Linked DNA regions of Mus musculus: region 2 is linked to region 1. A link is a loop called in an ENCODE intact Hi-C map of the cell type or tissue named here. Cell type or tissue: left cerebral cortex. All regions are shown on one strand. Links, peaks and the distances in the headings refer to the core of each region. The heading gives the core; the rest is flanking DNA. Region 1 holds the start of Trex1 (three prime repair exonuclease 1). Region 2 overlaps Pfkfb4 (6-phosphofructo-2-kinase/fructose-2,6-biphosphatase 4).

Region 1 (7,423 bases), core at 2,730-5,229:
GAGCGACCGTCGCCATTGGCGTGACCATCTTTGTGGTGTTTATTGCCACTATCATCATCTGCTTCACCTGCTCCTGCTGCTGTCTGTATAAGATGTGCTGCCCCCAACGCCGTAAGCCTGCCTTTACCGACTTGGTTCACCCATGCCGATACCAGAGTTTACCAACTCGGTCCACCCGTGCCGATACCAGAGCGGGAAAGGGTTGATAACCAGGAACCTGTTTTGACTAAGCGGGAGGGGCAGGCTTGGCCTCTTCTGGCCTAGGGAGCTGTAAGATTTTAACTAATCAGGATTCTCGTTGCAGCTGTCGTGACCAACACCACAACTACTACCGTGGTTCATGCCCCTTACCCTCAGCCTCAACCTCAACCTGTGGCCCCCAGCTATCCTGGACCAACATACCAGGGCTACCATCCCATGCCCCCCCAGCCAGGAATGCCAGCAGCACCCTACCCAACGCAGTACCCACCACCCTACCTGGCCCAGCCCACAGGGCCGCCACCCTACCATGAGTCCTTGGCTGGTAAGTATCACTGTGGATTCAGTAAACCTGCATGGTCCCCCAACTCATGCCTCTGCTCCTCGGGTCCTTTCCTCCTGGCTTGCCTGCCCACTTGCGTTGCAGCCCAGTGTCCCCACAGCTAACCCATGTCCTTTCTCCTTCCAGGAGCCAGCCAGCCTCCATACAACCCGACCTACATGGATTCCCTAAAGACAATTCCCTGAACCTGCCCCCAGCCTCTTTGGCTGCCATTTATGTCGTGTGTGAGTGAGTGATACGCAGAGTTCTTTACTGCTGTCTGTGGTGTGTGTGCCTTGTCTAGACATGTGGCTTCCTCTGCTGTTGACCAGGTAGGCGCAAGTCTTACCAGTGTGGGTCGGGACCAACCTGTTTTCTTCCTCACTTGAAATTGTACTTTCTGAAATTTCAAGCAAATTAAAAACAATAAGGTAGGAGGTATTTCCCACGTCACCCCAAGGTGACCAGCCATGGCCTGTCATACTTAGGAGAGCAAGCTTTTTGCGGGTACAGAGCAGGCTTTGGGGGGTAACCAGCTAGCTGCTGCTAGGCCTTTATTCCCAGGGTTTGGCTGCATTGGCAGTGAGGCAGGTGGCTGGGGGTGACACCAGGTGACAAGGGGACTCAGTGGCAGGGGGTCACACCAGGCAGAACACCATACACTCTCCATCAGCTGTCTGTCTGGATGTCACTGTCCTTCCCGGGGCTGTATAGAGGGCCACATGTGTTCACTATTCAGGCTCCACTGGGGGAATTTTCCTACCTTTGCTGGCTTGGCTCCTGCTCCCAGGCCAGGGACCTCGGTCTGTCTACTACACACTCTGGTTTCTCCCTGCACTGTCTTTTTACTGTTAGCCAAACATTTTGCCTGTTTTCTGTCTCCAGATGTGTGATAATTGGTGTGAGGTTGAAATCCCTGGTTCCTGGAGGACAGACAACCTGACCTCCGACTGTCAGTTTCCCTTGACACCATCTTCATAGAAATACCTGACTCCTGTACCACAGTCCAGTTTGTCCCAGTAGCAGGGACACCAAGGCCAATGGGTTATCTGGACCAAAGGTGGGGTGGAGGGCCTAGGTGGTATCTCCGGCCCAGATGTGAATACCTCCATATTCCCTGTTGGTTCCTGTTTCACTGGCTGTTTTAGCTTTGTGTTGATTGGTGTTTCTGAGCATTCAGACTCCGCACCCTCATTTCTAATAAATGCAACATTGGACCCGCTTCCCCTTTCTTCAGCGCCTAGGCAGCTGGCCTTGGCTCTACACCAAAAACTATTTCTGTCTACTTCTTGAACTTGTTTCTTCCCTCTGTTAATTAGCCTAACAGGTTTGATTGTCCTGCTAAGAGAGCAGGAGAGAGGGACTGTACCTCATCCCTAGGGCCTGAGCATGGCCAGAGGCCCAGGCTGAGAAGCAGAGGCGGCAAGCAGTCAGTGCTATGGAAGTCTTTATTCATCATATTTCCCCTCTTGACTTACTGCCCAGGTGAGGCCAGGAAGAGTCCATACAGAGTGGCTATTGCCAAGGTCAGGAGGGTCAGCAGGCTCAGTGGGGCCAGCAGCCCCTCCTGTGATGGGGCTTCTGGGACCTTCTCTGGAGGAGGACTCTTAGGTCGCCTGCTCCTGCCATTGCTGGGACTTCCATTGGCTGTGGCCAGGGGTGTAGTAGCTGTGGCAGCATGTGGCCTTAGGTTGGTTGTTCCAGTGGTAGCCGGAGTGCCGTACATGGGCTTGACGGTGCTAAAGGGCCGGGCATGTTCGTCCACCCACTGCAGTAGGGCCTGTGGCTTCCACTGACAGATGCTGAGCAGGGTTAGAACATCACCTTCAGCAGTATGTGAGTCTGTCGGTGCTTGCCAGTACAGGCGGGTGTAGATGCTGCCCAGGCTGTAGCTTTTCCTCGAACCATTCCCTGAGGGGCTGCTAGCTTGTTCCAAGGCCTTTAGGGCAGCGATGCTGTCCACACAGAAGGTACCATCTAGGGGACTGGGAGTGCTCAGCCTAGCAAGCTCTGTCTGGAGCAGAGGAAAGTCATAGCGGTCACCGTTGTGTGCCACAAGGCAGCAAGGCTGTGGCTGGCGCTGCAGGAAGGCTCGGAGCAGGATGGCCAGGTTGTCATCGAAGCGTTGACGCCCCTGTACTTCCAGCTCAGCTTTGCTCAGACCTGTGATCTCACTGGCCCCAGGGCTACAGGCTTTCCCTGGAGCAATGCACAGAGAGAGCTTGTCCACCACACGGGGCGGTCTGGGCACTGGAGGTGGATGTCCCTGAGAAATGGAAGTGTTCTCCAGAGCACGTCTGTGGACAGCCAGCAGGCACAGCTCTGTGACTTCGGGCCGAGACGAAGGCAGGCCAGTGGCTTCCAGGTCTAAGAAGATGAGGGTCTGCATGTGACCATGGGGCAGGGTCTGTGAGCCCATGCTGAACCTGGGGAGGAGATGGGGTAATGAGTAGCAGCAGGAAGGTCTCAAGTGGGCTGAGGTGGGGTGCAGAAAGGCAGCTCAGCCCTTCCCTTCAGCAGGTACTATCCAGGGCCACTAGAAGCTGGAGGGCAGGGTTGTTCTAGTGGGATGGATCCACTACTTATTTGCCTTTTGAGGGAGGCCCTTCCCCTAGTGCTGACTACCTTCAGGGTGAGGGAACCCTATTCTCTTCTGCCTTACCCCATACCCTTACTCCACACTTACCGAGAAGCAGGCAGCAAGGCACTCCGCTGGGTCTGCTGCTGGCAGCAGTGTGGCTGAGGAAGTAAAACTGCCTGGGTCCACCCATAGGCCTGCCTCCTGAACAGGGCCCGCCCTGCTGTTAGCCTGCCAGGCCTGGCCCTCGTGCTGACGCTCCTCCCTCCCTCCCCAAGCACCCCAAAGGCCTTCCTAGATCCATATCTGTGATCCTGCTGGCTGGTAAAATGGACTACTGCCCCAACACTGACAACTCAAACTGGGTTGTCTCTAGGATTCAAATGTGCCCGTGAGCCTCTGCCTTTTCTTGTCTTTCCCCCAGTCCTTGATCCAGGCCTTCCTAAAAAGGGCTGCCTCCTTGGCCACAAACGTACCCCTGCCCCCACCACGGCCCCCGCCCAAAGCTATGACTCAGGGTAATTCCCGAAGAGGGGCAGGGTTTTTCCTCAGGGCAGATCAGTTACCATGGGGGCCATCTCAACTCCAGCAGGAGTCATCTCATCAATTCTTGGTCTGCCCTGTCCCTCCCTCTCAGCCACACAAATCGGACTCAGGAAACAAAGCTTGTGTTCTCAGCAGGAAGTGCAGTTTTAATCAGTGGATATGGCAAAGACGGCGGTGGGAGCTGGCGCCACCTTGTGGCTGGATGCTCAGGCCCTCAGTTACAGTCCATCTCAGAGTCTTCCAAATCAGTCTCCGCAGCACAGAGGTCATCCAGGGCAGCCTCTGAGCCAAAAGGAAGAGGGGTCTGAGGTTAACTCGACAGCGTGGGGGCTTGGAGGCCCCCATGCTCCCTAGCGTCACAGGAACCAACCAGTCCCTTCTATGCACAGGCTTTGCTCCCTCAGCGACTGTGAGCAAAAGTGACACAAAGGCAATTCGGACAGATCTTTGTGGAAAACCATGGCTCAGCGAGGCCAATTCAATAGACACCATCAAATGGGAACCTGTCATACTCAAAGACCCAGAGCAGGAAGGTAATACCCATGTGCCAGGAATGGCTCTGGAGGCAAGGGGAGACTCATGGAAAGGAGTCTGACAGAGGCACACGAAGGCTAGGACAGTGTCGTGCTAGCTTACCTTCACAGTCAGTCACATCAGGAAGGGCTCGAATCAGCATGCTGACCCCTGGCATCACCTGGTCGTACTGATGCAGGACCTCGACACAGTGCACAGTGAAGAGCTTGTCCTTCTGAGATAGGCTATGCAGCAGCAGCACAGTGTCCCGCAGACAGCGTATCGTCTGCTTCTGCTGGTGGGTCCTTGGACCTCCTGCCCGCCGCACCGTCAGCCATTGCCTGTGCAACATCACAGTGAGCGCTCTGACTGCCTAGGGTGAGAGGGCACAGCCTGAGGTCCAGAGACTTACTCACCTCACCACTTCAAGATCAACAGGATTGCTCTTAACTAACTGAGCATCCATGATGCTGGTCTCTGGCCACTCACCTCTACATTGCAGTGACAGTCAGAACCAATGCCAGCGGGGGCAGGGCTCTGTACACTCAGCTTGGCCAAGAGCCATACTACCTGGAACAAGAAGAGATAGTACCCATCCCATGTAGAACAGACGGTTGTCACAGGGCTTTGGCGGGCATTTCTAAGGTGCTCTAGCTACGTCTACAACTGCTTGCCTGCACAAGTGGGGTACAAGTAGTGGTAGTCTCAGGCTTTCAGACTTGAATCTCACCAACAGCTTACTGCTTCCAGGACCAGGATCGGGGCCCCCAAAGCCCAGGCAGCTCTGCTGAGCACCACTATAACCCAGGATGTGCTTGTATTGAATCCCTGTGAGGAACCCCTACATTTTACCCGTTGCTGTTTGACAAACTGGCAAAAAAGGAATTGTAGCTCCCACTTTCCCACAAGGGAAGGAGACTCTGGGCTCTCGGGGGGTGGGAGTGAAGGGTGAGCAGTGTCTGAGTCTTACCTCTTGTTCCAGCTGAAGCCACTGTGTCTCTGAGGCCGTTCTGTCAGGCCTTGATGTGATGTACATGTACAGCCTCAGGAGAAGGCAGCCTTCTGAAAAGGATGCAGGCCTCACTCAGGGACCCCCTTTTCTTTTCTTTTTTAAATTTTTGGTTTTTCGAGACAGGGTTTCTCTTTATAGCCCTGGCTGTCCTGGAACTCACTCTGTAGACCAGGCTGGCCTTGAACTCAGAAATCCACCTGCCTCTGCCTCCTGAGTGCTGGGATTAAAGGAGTGCGCCACCACGCCCAGCTTATGGGACCCCCTTTTCATTGTAGTCTGGGGTACAAGTACAGAAGCCCTTGAGGGGCTCTGAACCTGTACTGCCCCCAGGCCCTCCCTCCCCACTATAGGACAGTTGAGACTGTCCTGCCCTGCTTTACCTGGGTGGGAGCATAGCTGCCATGCTAGGCTGTCATGGTCCAGCAGCACAGAGAGCAGCTCAACAGCCAGGAGCACACAGGGCAGCGGCAGCGCTGAGCCGAGGCACTGTGGCAACACCGGGAACACACAGGAGAACCTAAAGAATGAGCACAGTTATGACACTCTCCAAAAGGACACTTACTGTAGTGAGCCATGGCTTCCAAAGCTGCTGGCCTGACTCTAGTCTACTGGCTTCAAGCCTGTCACAAATAAACAGGTCTAAACTTTAGTATAAGAATGCTGTGACTTGGGCTGGAGAGATGGCTCAGTGGGTAAGAGCACCCGACTGCTCTTCCAAAGGTCCAGAGTTCAAATCCCAGCAACCACATGGTGGCTCACAACCATCTGTAATGAGATCTGACTCCCTCTTCTGGAGTGTCTGAAGATAGCTACAGTGTATTTACATATAATAAATAAATAAATTAAAAAAAAAAAAAAAAGAATGCTGTGACTTAAACATGGCAGGCCTTAATCGGGGTGAGTATGGTGTGGCGTGTGTGTTTTGTGGTACATATATATAATCTCAGCAGAGGCAGGACCTACCACACAGAGCTGGAGATGAACCCGGCCTATATGCAACCAAGTAAGTCGCACTACCATATCAAAACCCCTCTTTTGCCCTAAAAAAAACAAAAAACAAAACAAAACAAACAAAAAAAAAAAACCCAAACCCAGGCCCTTATGTGGACCTTTATCAAGTAAATGGGATGGGACTCCCTGGATGGGGTTCCTTCCTATGTCTGCCATCACACAGTGACACTGGTGCATACCTTCAGCACGAGAAATATTCCTCAACTAATAGCAGAGCCCTGGCTAGGGCTCTAACAGAAACAAGCGTGTGCATGGCTACAGCTGTCTCACAAGGTCATAGAGCAAGGCAAAGGAAGCGGTTTTCTCCACTTGCTGGAAAACACTGACTTGTCACCTGCGTGGAAACCTACCTACCATGACGTGTGTGTGACTGAATATATATAACCTTCCCACTGAGGAATGAGACAAAGAGACAAAGGGACAAAGGGATGGAACCCAGTCCCAGAGCTCAGTTTGCTCTATTTACACTACCTACAGCAGTATGGGGAGAACTGGTGTGTGGGAGCGAGGCCGTGAGCATGTAGGTATGTACCAATGTGTACAGAGAGCATGGAGGTGGAGAGTATCCACCAGTGTCATTGGAAAGGAAAGGTTCACTATTTGGGGTAAACTCATTTTATAGCATTTTTAAATATGATTATTTATTTTTATGTGCTTTGGTGTTTTTATTTTGTTTGCTTGTTTGTACACCTGTGTGAGCGTGTCAGATCCCCTGAAACTGGAGTTACGAAGGGTTGTGAGCGGCCATGTGGGTGCTTAGAATTGAACCTGGGTCCTCTGGGAGAGCAACTAGTGCTCTTAGCCACTGAGCCCCCATTTTATAGCACATTCTACAAATAGGCAAGGAGTTGGGCATTTAACTCTGTTGCTCTCTGGCCTGACTAGTCCTACCTAGACCACTATGGCCCTTGAACAGAGCTGGAAAGATTCTACCTTTGACTTCCAAGTTATTTTTTCATAGCTGTAAAGCCTTCTTTTACAATGAAATGTTGTGCCAGGTATGGGGATGTACACATGTAATCCCAGCCCTTGGGAAACAGAGGCAGGTAGATCTCTGAGTTCTAAGCCAGACTGCTCTACAGAGTGAGTCCCAGGTCAGGCAGGGATACTAAGACCTGTCTCAAAAAGGAAAAAGAAGGTAAGTTACACATAGCACCATTATAGAAAGTACAGGAATTGTGCTATTTGGTAAGGCAGGCTTTGTTTCAAGCCTGGGCACAGTGACAGTGGACAGAGATGCATC
Region 2 (7,423 bases), core at 1,646-4,145, 57 kb before region 1:
AAAAGCATAAGAGAGAGCATAGGGGAGAAAGGTGGGTTTGGTTTACTGGTTCAGACTGCAGTCCACCGAGAGAGGTCAAGGCGGGACTCAGAAGCAGCTGGTCACACCCGCAGCTCAAAACAGAGAGGTGATAAGTGTGTGCCTGCCTGCCTGCCCAGCTTGCTCTTCACTCTTAAATACGGTTCAGGGACCAGGTCACCATAGGGTGTCACCCACATGGTCAAGGCAGGTTTTCCCACTTCAGTTAACCTAATAAAAAAAAAAGAAGAAGAAAAAAGAAATCAAAGGTTGGAGAGATGGCTCAGTGGATAAGAACACTGCTCTACCACAGGACCTAGGTTCAATTCCCAGCACCCACACAGCAGCTCATAACTGTCTGTAAGTCCAGTTCTAGGGGACCTGAAACCCTCACACAGACTTAAAATACAAACAAAACACTAGTGCACATAAAAATAAATATTTTTTTAAAATCCCTCATAGACATGCCCACAGGCCCACCTGATGCGGACAGTTTGTCATGGAGAGTTTTTCCAGGTGACTCTAAGGCTGTGTCAGCTTGACAGTCACTTACCACCACAAGCCCCTTGTCAGCTGTGGTGGCAGACTTGCCTCTGCATCTTGGTAGGACAGTAGTAGTGACTTTCTCAAATCAAGTCCAGCCTCGCAGTTCTGACCTGGAGCTGTGCACTAGGCTACTACCTATTCTCCCTATGGCCACCAGGGGGCAGGCGCACCCCACTGTGTACTTAAATCTGCTTCCTCTGCTCTTGAGTCATAGGGGTGAGACAGGGAAATCACCCAGAAGGGGTCTGACATTTAGGTAAGACTGGAGGCTAGGAGATGTATTGATGTTTGGATCTACTGCATGCTTGGTGGCTGATATCCGTTGTCCCCATTTTATAGGCAAGGAAACTGAGGCTCACAAAGTCCAAGAGTCTCATATACTCTGTACAGGTTTCTTCACATTTGAAGTAACTGTTGAGTTTGGAGGTCCGTGCCTACAGTGCCAGCAGTTAGGGGGTGAAGGCAGGAGGGTCAGGTTTAAGGTTAGCAATCCATTACATACTTCAAGGCCAGCTTGGGCAGCATGAGGCCATGTCTGAAAAGACCCAAAACCAATCAATTAAACAAAACAACAACAACAACAACTTCCCATCATCCACTCACCTAAATATCTCATGGCTAATAGGTCAACATCTCAGGTGCAAAATCTAAAGCATTGCCAAGGCGTAGGCCCCGTTTGCTCAGTGGTGGTGCCTTCCCAGGTGTGCATCTGAGCTTAGGATGGGTTAACACTGTTTGGGGCCATTCAGTCTGAATTAGAGGAGTAGCGTGTGGGGATGTAGTGTTTGTGGTGTCGGTATCCCCAGCTGCCAGCGGTTTCCCTGGGGCTCCTGAGAGGCCAGCATGTGGGGAGTAATTCAGATGAGAAACCCAGACAGAGAGGTGGGAGGAACTAACCCGAGGTCACCTGCAGGGACACAGGAGCCTCTGGCAGAGGATGGGACAGACAGTCCTGTTGTTTTTGTTCTACACCTAAAGCCTGAATCTAGCCACTGGGCCACAGGGCCAATTTCCACGGACCATCCCAGTTTTTCTTCTAAGGAGTTGGAAAAAAAAAAAGGACCAGAAGTAGTTTTTATTTTGCTCTGGCTTTTCCTTTGTTGTTGTTTGCAGTACCAGGGATTGAACCAGGGCCTTTTTGATAGATTGGCTTCACCTTCAGGCCAGGCAGAAGGAATTTTTGTTCTGTTTTGTTTTGAGATCGATGCCACACAGGAGCTCAGGCTGGCCTTGAACCTACTACATAGCCACGAATGACTTTGAACTTCCGACTCTCTTGTCTCCACCTTCCAAGCGCTGGGATTACAGGCATTTGCCACGGGGGTGGGGGCGGGGAGCACACCAGAAGTCTTAAAAATGGGAAGTCTGAGAAGGAGAAGAAAGGGGCGATTTTCTATCCGCACACCCACTGTCGAGGTCTCAAAAGCTACATAACATTCAAATATACAAAATCACGTAAGACAAAGGTGTAAACAAGTTTGTGCTGGCTCATATATGCATCTATACAGGCACATGTATGTACACACACCCCACCAGGCACATTCCTATCCTGTTTTCTTACCGTACATGAGCTCCCTGTGTATACCATGGACATATAACCTCATGCGTATACTTTATATGCACATATCTACATACACATGAGACTATATACCATATGCGCACATGGGCATGTTCACATACATGCACAACCCCTGAGCACATATGGCCACACTGTCTGTGAGAGTGTGTACGCACACGTGGGAATCTTCACTTGGGCTCATTTTTGAGGGTGTGATACTGAGTCGTACACACGTGCTCAGCCTTTGTTTACATCTGCACACCAAGCACACTTGGACCCTAAGACTCCCTTCAGGTTTGCCGACTTCCCAGGACTCACGGCTAAGGTCCACTACAGCAAACTGACAGAAAGGGAAGGCTCATGGCGTGAAGTCCACAGGAACCAGCATGGAAGCTGTCTCCTTGGAGTCCCACAGGATCTCTCAGTTCATCCAGCAAGAGTCCAGGGGGCTCTCACACACGCCGGCACACTTGCAAACCCATACATGGGTACAGTACATTCATGCCCACACAGAGACATGCAAGCACAAGTGTATGTGTACACTCATACATGAGTGTGCACGCAGGCCCCTAAGATGTTCTCCTGGCATTTTCTTTGAGGCCCTGGGATTCCTCCTCCACAGTAGATCCACAGTCAGAACAGCTGCCAAGCTTAGCCCAGAACATACTGACCTGCAGGCTGGTCGGAAAATGGGCCAGCAGTGCTCGTTTTCTAGACGCAGAATTCAGACATTTTGGCAAAACACTTTTTTAAAAAATGTTTTTTATCCTTTATTTTATATGTGTGAGTGTTGTGACTTCATGTGCTCTACATACATGCCTGGTGTCCTCTGAGGTCAGAAGAGAGTGCTGGATTCCCTCAACTGGAGTTATGGTGCTTGTGAGCGGCCATGTGGGTGCTGGAATTGAACCTGGGTCCTCTGAAAGAGCATCCAGTGCTCTTAACCACTAAGCCATCACTCTAGCCCCTTAAAAACATTTTTTTAAAGATTAAATTTTTCTTTCATTTTATTATTTTTGTGTGTTTCTTCTGCATGTGTGTATCTGCCTGCCATGCCCTCAAAAACCAGAAGAGGGAGCCAGAGTCCACAGAATTGGATGTGGGTGCTGGGTTTTGAACCTGGTTCTCTGGAACATTAGCCAGAACCATTCTGAACCATTGAGCCATTTCTCTATCCCCTTAAGATTTGCTTTAATGTCCGTCCATCTGTCCATCTGTCTGTCCTTCTGTCTGTCTATTTTTGTTTTTCAAGATAGGATTTCTCTGTGTAACAGCCATGGCTGTACTTTGTAGACCAATTCACAAAGATCCACCTTCCTCCTCTTCCCAAGTGCAGGGATTTAAGGCGTGTGCTGCCATCACTCCCTGGCTTTCTTTTAACTTTTAAATATCTTTGTGTGTGTGTGTGTGTGTGTGTGTGTGTGTGCGCGCGCGCGCGCGCCGTATACATACAAGTACTACAGAGATCTCTGGCATTAGAGTTGCTTAGTTTTGCACTGTCTGATGGGTGCTGGGGACTGAACTCATGTCCTCTAAAAGCTCCACAGTTGCCATGAACCACTGAGCTGTCTCTCTACAACTCCCAGAGGAAAGCTCTTTGCAGCTTTAATGGAAAACCCTACAGAGCACAGAGGATCACCAGGAGGCACGAGGGCACAGCTACCTAGTGACCTGGACCTGGCTCCACAATGACATCTATGCAGTATAGTCCTTTGACACTGACACTGACACGTGGGGGTGGGGGTGGGGGTGGGGGTGGGGTGCATGCACATCCTGAGATCACAGATGGGAGATCTAGCACTGGTCTATGACAGTAAGTGAGGCACAGGTGGGAGGGCTTGCCTGGAGTGGGCCATGCCCTGGGTTCCATCTCTAGCATTGCTTGTTTGAAAAGGGAGGATGTTGGGCTGGCGAGATGGCTCAGCGGCTAAGAGCACTGACTGCTCTTCTAAAGGTCCTGAGTTCAAATCCCAGCAACCACATGGTGGCTCACAACCACCCATGATGAGATCTGATGCCCTCTTCTGGTATATCAGAAGTCAACTAATAATAATAAATGAATCTTTGGGCTAGAGCAAGGACTGAGTGAGTGGGGCTGACCAGAGCGAGCAGAGGTTCTAAAAATTCAACCCCCGACAACCACATGAAGGCTCACAATCACCTCTACAGCTACCGTGTACTCACATACATAAAATAAATAAATAGTAAAAATCTTTTTTAAAAAAAAGAAAGAAAAGAAAAGGGAGAATGTCATAGATAGAAAGCAAACATACAGCACGTGGGAGGCAGAGGCAGGTGGAGCTCTGTGAGTTCAAGGCTAGCGTGGTCTATATAGCGAGCTCTAGGCCACCCGGTGCTATAGAGTGAGACCTCCCTCAAGCAAAACAAAGCAAAGGTAGCTTTGTCTCTCCAGACCTTTAGGAGAAGTGGGCTAAGTGGGGATGGCCTCCACGTGGCCGTCATTTTACAGCAAGCGAGGCATCTAAGTGTATCATTGCACCTGATCATCCGGGGTCAGAGCTGAGCGGGCACAGCGCTGTGCTAGAGGCAGAGAGGATGGTAGCCTGCTCCATTAGGGGGTGGTTTGTGGAGGTCTCTCTTCCAGGACATGTGCAGCCATGTGTCCTTCCTTGCTGCCCTCGGCCCCAGCACAGAGAATGTCTGATTGGAAAGCATTTATCCCGGGGTCAGAGAAATGAGAAATGTCTCCAAGGTTAAGAGCGTTTGCTGCTCTTACAGAGAACCTGGGTTCAAGTCCCAAGTCCCAGCATCCACATAGTGGTTCGTAGCCGCCTGTAACTCGAGTTCTGGGGGATCCAACACCCCCATCTGATCTCTGAGGGCACCAGGCACACACACACATGCGCGCGCACACACACACACACACACACACACACACACACACACACACACGATGTACATCATGCAGGCAAAACACACATATACACGAAATAAAATAAATAAACCAAACATAAATTAATTCATGAAAAGCACTTATCTTGGTAATCATAGACCACGCATGACATTTCAGAGTCGTGAACATGGCAGAGTGACAGCGGGTCCCCGATAAGATGACAAAGGAAAGTAGCGTTCAGAAAACCGACAGCCAGGGACACAGCAGATGAGAGCCACAAGCTGACAGATGAAAAAGGAGGAGACCGGAGGGCTGTCCCCTCCCCTGTCTGTCCCCTCCTCTGTCTGTGGTAGGGTTAAAGGTCCGATGCTAAGCTCACTCTGTGTTTTCTCTCCTGAAGGCAGTGTGCCTTAGCAGCCCTCAGTGATGTCCGGAAGTTCCTCAGTGAGGAGGGGGGACATGTGGCGGTAAGTGTGACACCCTAGAAACAGTCAAGAGTGAGACTTAGGATTCCCCTCACCCCACGCCCAGTTCACCATTTGCTTACCAGGCACCTGGAAGGGAAGTGAGTGGGATGGGTGTGCCCCTGCACGCCTGAGGGTGCTAGCCAGGGAAGAAGCATACAGAAGGAACTGTCTGGGCCTGCGTTTCCCCTGGACTTGAATCTACATTTAACGCCGCAGTTCTTCCTTCTAGAAGTTAGCACCAGCAGCAGCATACCTCAGTGTTCCACACATTAACTTCTGGATTAGGGAGCCCTGCCCATATCGGTTACCATTCCAGACCCTGGGGAGGGAATTCTACCAGGTTGCTGGATGATCCCTGCAGGCAGATGAAGTGTGGGTCCAGGGAGAGCTGGGGTAACCATGAGGAAGATCGCCCCTGGCCCGTGCATCTCATTCCTACCGATTTCCCTTTGGAGCCATGCCTCCTGGAGCTCTCAGACCCCAGTTCCAACTTGTATCTACTACCTGTGGCACGGCCATCACGGTCCTGGGAAAAGCACCTGTCCTGTAACCCAGGCCCCCTTCTCTCGGCTTTGCTGACCTGCTTGTGTTATTGAAGTGAGTCCCACAGATCCCATTCTTCAGTTAAGAGGCTGGAGGTGTAGCTCAGTGCTGGCCTAGCAGGCGCGGAGTCTGGGATTTGACCTCTAGCACGGAATAAACTGAGCATGGTTTTGCGTGCTTGTAGTTCCCGTTCTACGGAGGTAGAGGCAGGAGGATTGGAGCGTCCTTGGCTGTATAAGGAGCTGTAGGCCAGCCTGGGGTGCCTGAGAGCCCATGTCCAAACAACAGAATAGTGCTTGGGGAATACTTGGGGTGAGGCCTTGCCTAGCAGAAATGTCCTGATGTTTGTTTGGTCAGTTGGTTGGTTGATTTAAACAGCAACAACAACAAAACAAAAACAAACAGACAAAAAAACGTTTTTTCTGTTTGAATTTGGGTCTTCTGGCTTGACTACACATGCACACACACACACACACACACTAAATATAGTGAAAAATATATAAAAAAGAAAAAGAGGTGTTGTTAGGTGTGGTATCACATACTTGTAATCTCAGCACTTGAGAAACATAGGCAGGGGGATTGCTGCCTGTCTGAGGCCAGACTGTCCTACACAGTAAGTTCAAAGCCACCTGGACTGCATAGTGAGATCCTGTCTCCGTCCCTCACAAAAGAGGTTTAGCTTACAGTTGTGAGGCTAAAGGTTCTAGATTGGGCACTTCCCCACCCCCCAGCCTTTGTTAAGGGTCTAAATAGCATTGTGACAGGAGCCACTGAGGGAAAGATCACACTGGAGATAGAAAACCACGGAGCTGGGTAGGCCAGACTTGCATCTCTCTTGGGAGAACTTGGACATGAACCTTAGGAGAAAAACCACATCCAAATCGCAGTACTGGGCTTAGCTGGTTTTGCTAGATTTCTCTGGTCGCAGGTGAATCGAGCGGCTGCTGTGCGAGCACTGCTGAGCACATCTCTCTATGAGAGGCTGCAGGAGCCAGGTCAGACTCTGGCCTGGGCAGCATCCTGGCAGGAAGCCCGGGGCCCCAAGGGCGCCTGGGCTGCAGCCCTGGGCCAGAGTCCTGAACTCACCCCAGTTTGGTCCTAGGTTTTTGATGCAACCAATACGACCCGAGAGCGGAGAGCGATGATCTTTAACTTTGGAGAACAGAATGGCTACAAGGTGAGATCTTCTGGGCACCCTTTCTTAGCTGAGCTGTTGTGTATCTGGACCCTCGGAGACTCCGTTTGCAGCCTCCCAGTGTTCGTGAGCACTGGGCATCGAGTGGCTGAGGGATTTGAGAGGGAGGTGCAGTTTCCCTTCCTCCTGGAATTTGCTTTCTAGGGCTGTAGTGGGAGAGCCCGGGACACAGTGATACCTCATTTAGCTACATGACACTCCAGCTTGGTCAGCATGGCCGCGGGTGCAGGGGGACACTCAGG

What was found. A loop is a pair of places that touch in the nucleus more often than their neighbours do. Peaks named below come from ENCODE experiments on the same cell type or tissue, not always from the same donor. Only the 100,000 strongest peaks of a DNase experiment are listed, where the experiment ranks them.
Region 2: it touches region 1 in a loop (6-fold over the local background); 31 of 42 quality-filtered maps call a loop at or near these places.

Annotation. Positions count from the first base shown.
Region 1 is chr9:109,055,983-109,063,405 of GRCm38, forward strand. It overlaps Trex1 (three prime repair exonuclease 1), which reads right to left and starts at 3,269. Exons shown (of 2, transcript NM_001012236.1): 1 at 3,207-3,269; 2 at 1,950-2,946. The coding sequence starts at 2,939. The coding sequence ends at 1,995. Atrip (ATR interacting protein) reads right to left here. Exons shown (of 13, transcript NM_172774.3): 9 at 5,550-5,686; 10 at 5,128-5,219; 11 at 4,647-4,727; 12 at 4,281-4,530; 13 at 3,765-3,926. The coding sequence ends at 3,859. It overlaps Atrip-trex1 (Atrip-Trex1 readthrough), which reads right to left. Exons shown (of 14, transcript NR_153412.1): 9 at 5,550-5,686; 10 at 5,128-5,219; 11 at 4,647-4,727; 12 at 4,281-4,530; 13 at 3,207-3,926; 14 at 1,951-2,946. Shisa5 (shisa family member 5) reads left to right here. Exons shown (of 6, transcript NM_025858.3): 4 at 1-111; 5 at 305-523; 6 at 668-1,810. The coding sequence ends at 726. In left cerebral cortex, for the core only: CTCF peaks have their summits at 3,845 (motif pointing left) and 4,047; DNase peaks (open chromatin) are centred at 3,323, 3,810 and 4,357; H3K4me3 peaks cover 1,041 bases; H3K27ac peaks cover 1,612 bases.
Region 2 is chr9:109,000,196-109,007,618 of GRCm38, forward strand. It overlaps Pfkfb4 (6-phosphofructo-2-kinase/fructose-2,6-biphosphatase 4), which reads left to right. Exons shown (of 14, transcript NM_173019.5): 4 at 5,377-5,443; 5 at 7,089-7,163. Among named protein-coding and RNA genes, the nearest start is that of Pfkfb4, 12 kb to the left of the region's middle. In left cerebral cortex, for the core only: a CTCF peak has its summit at 3,188 (motif pointing right); a DNase peak (open chromatin) is centred at 3,197.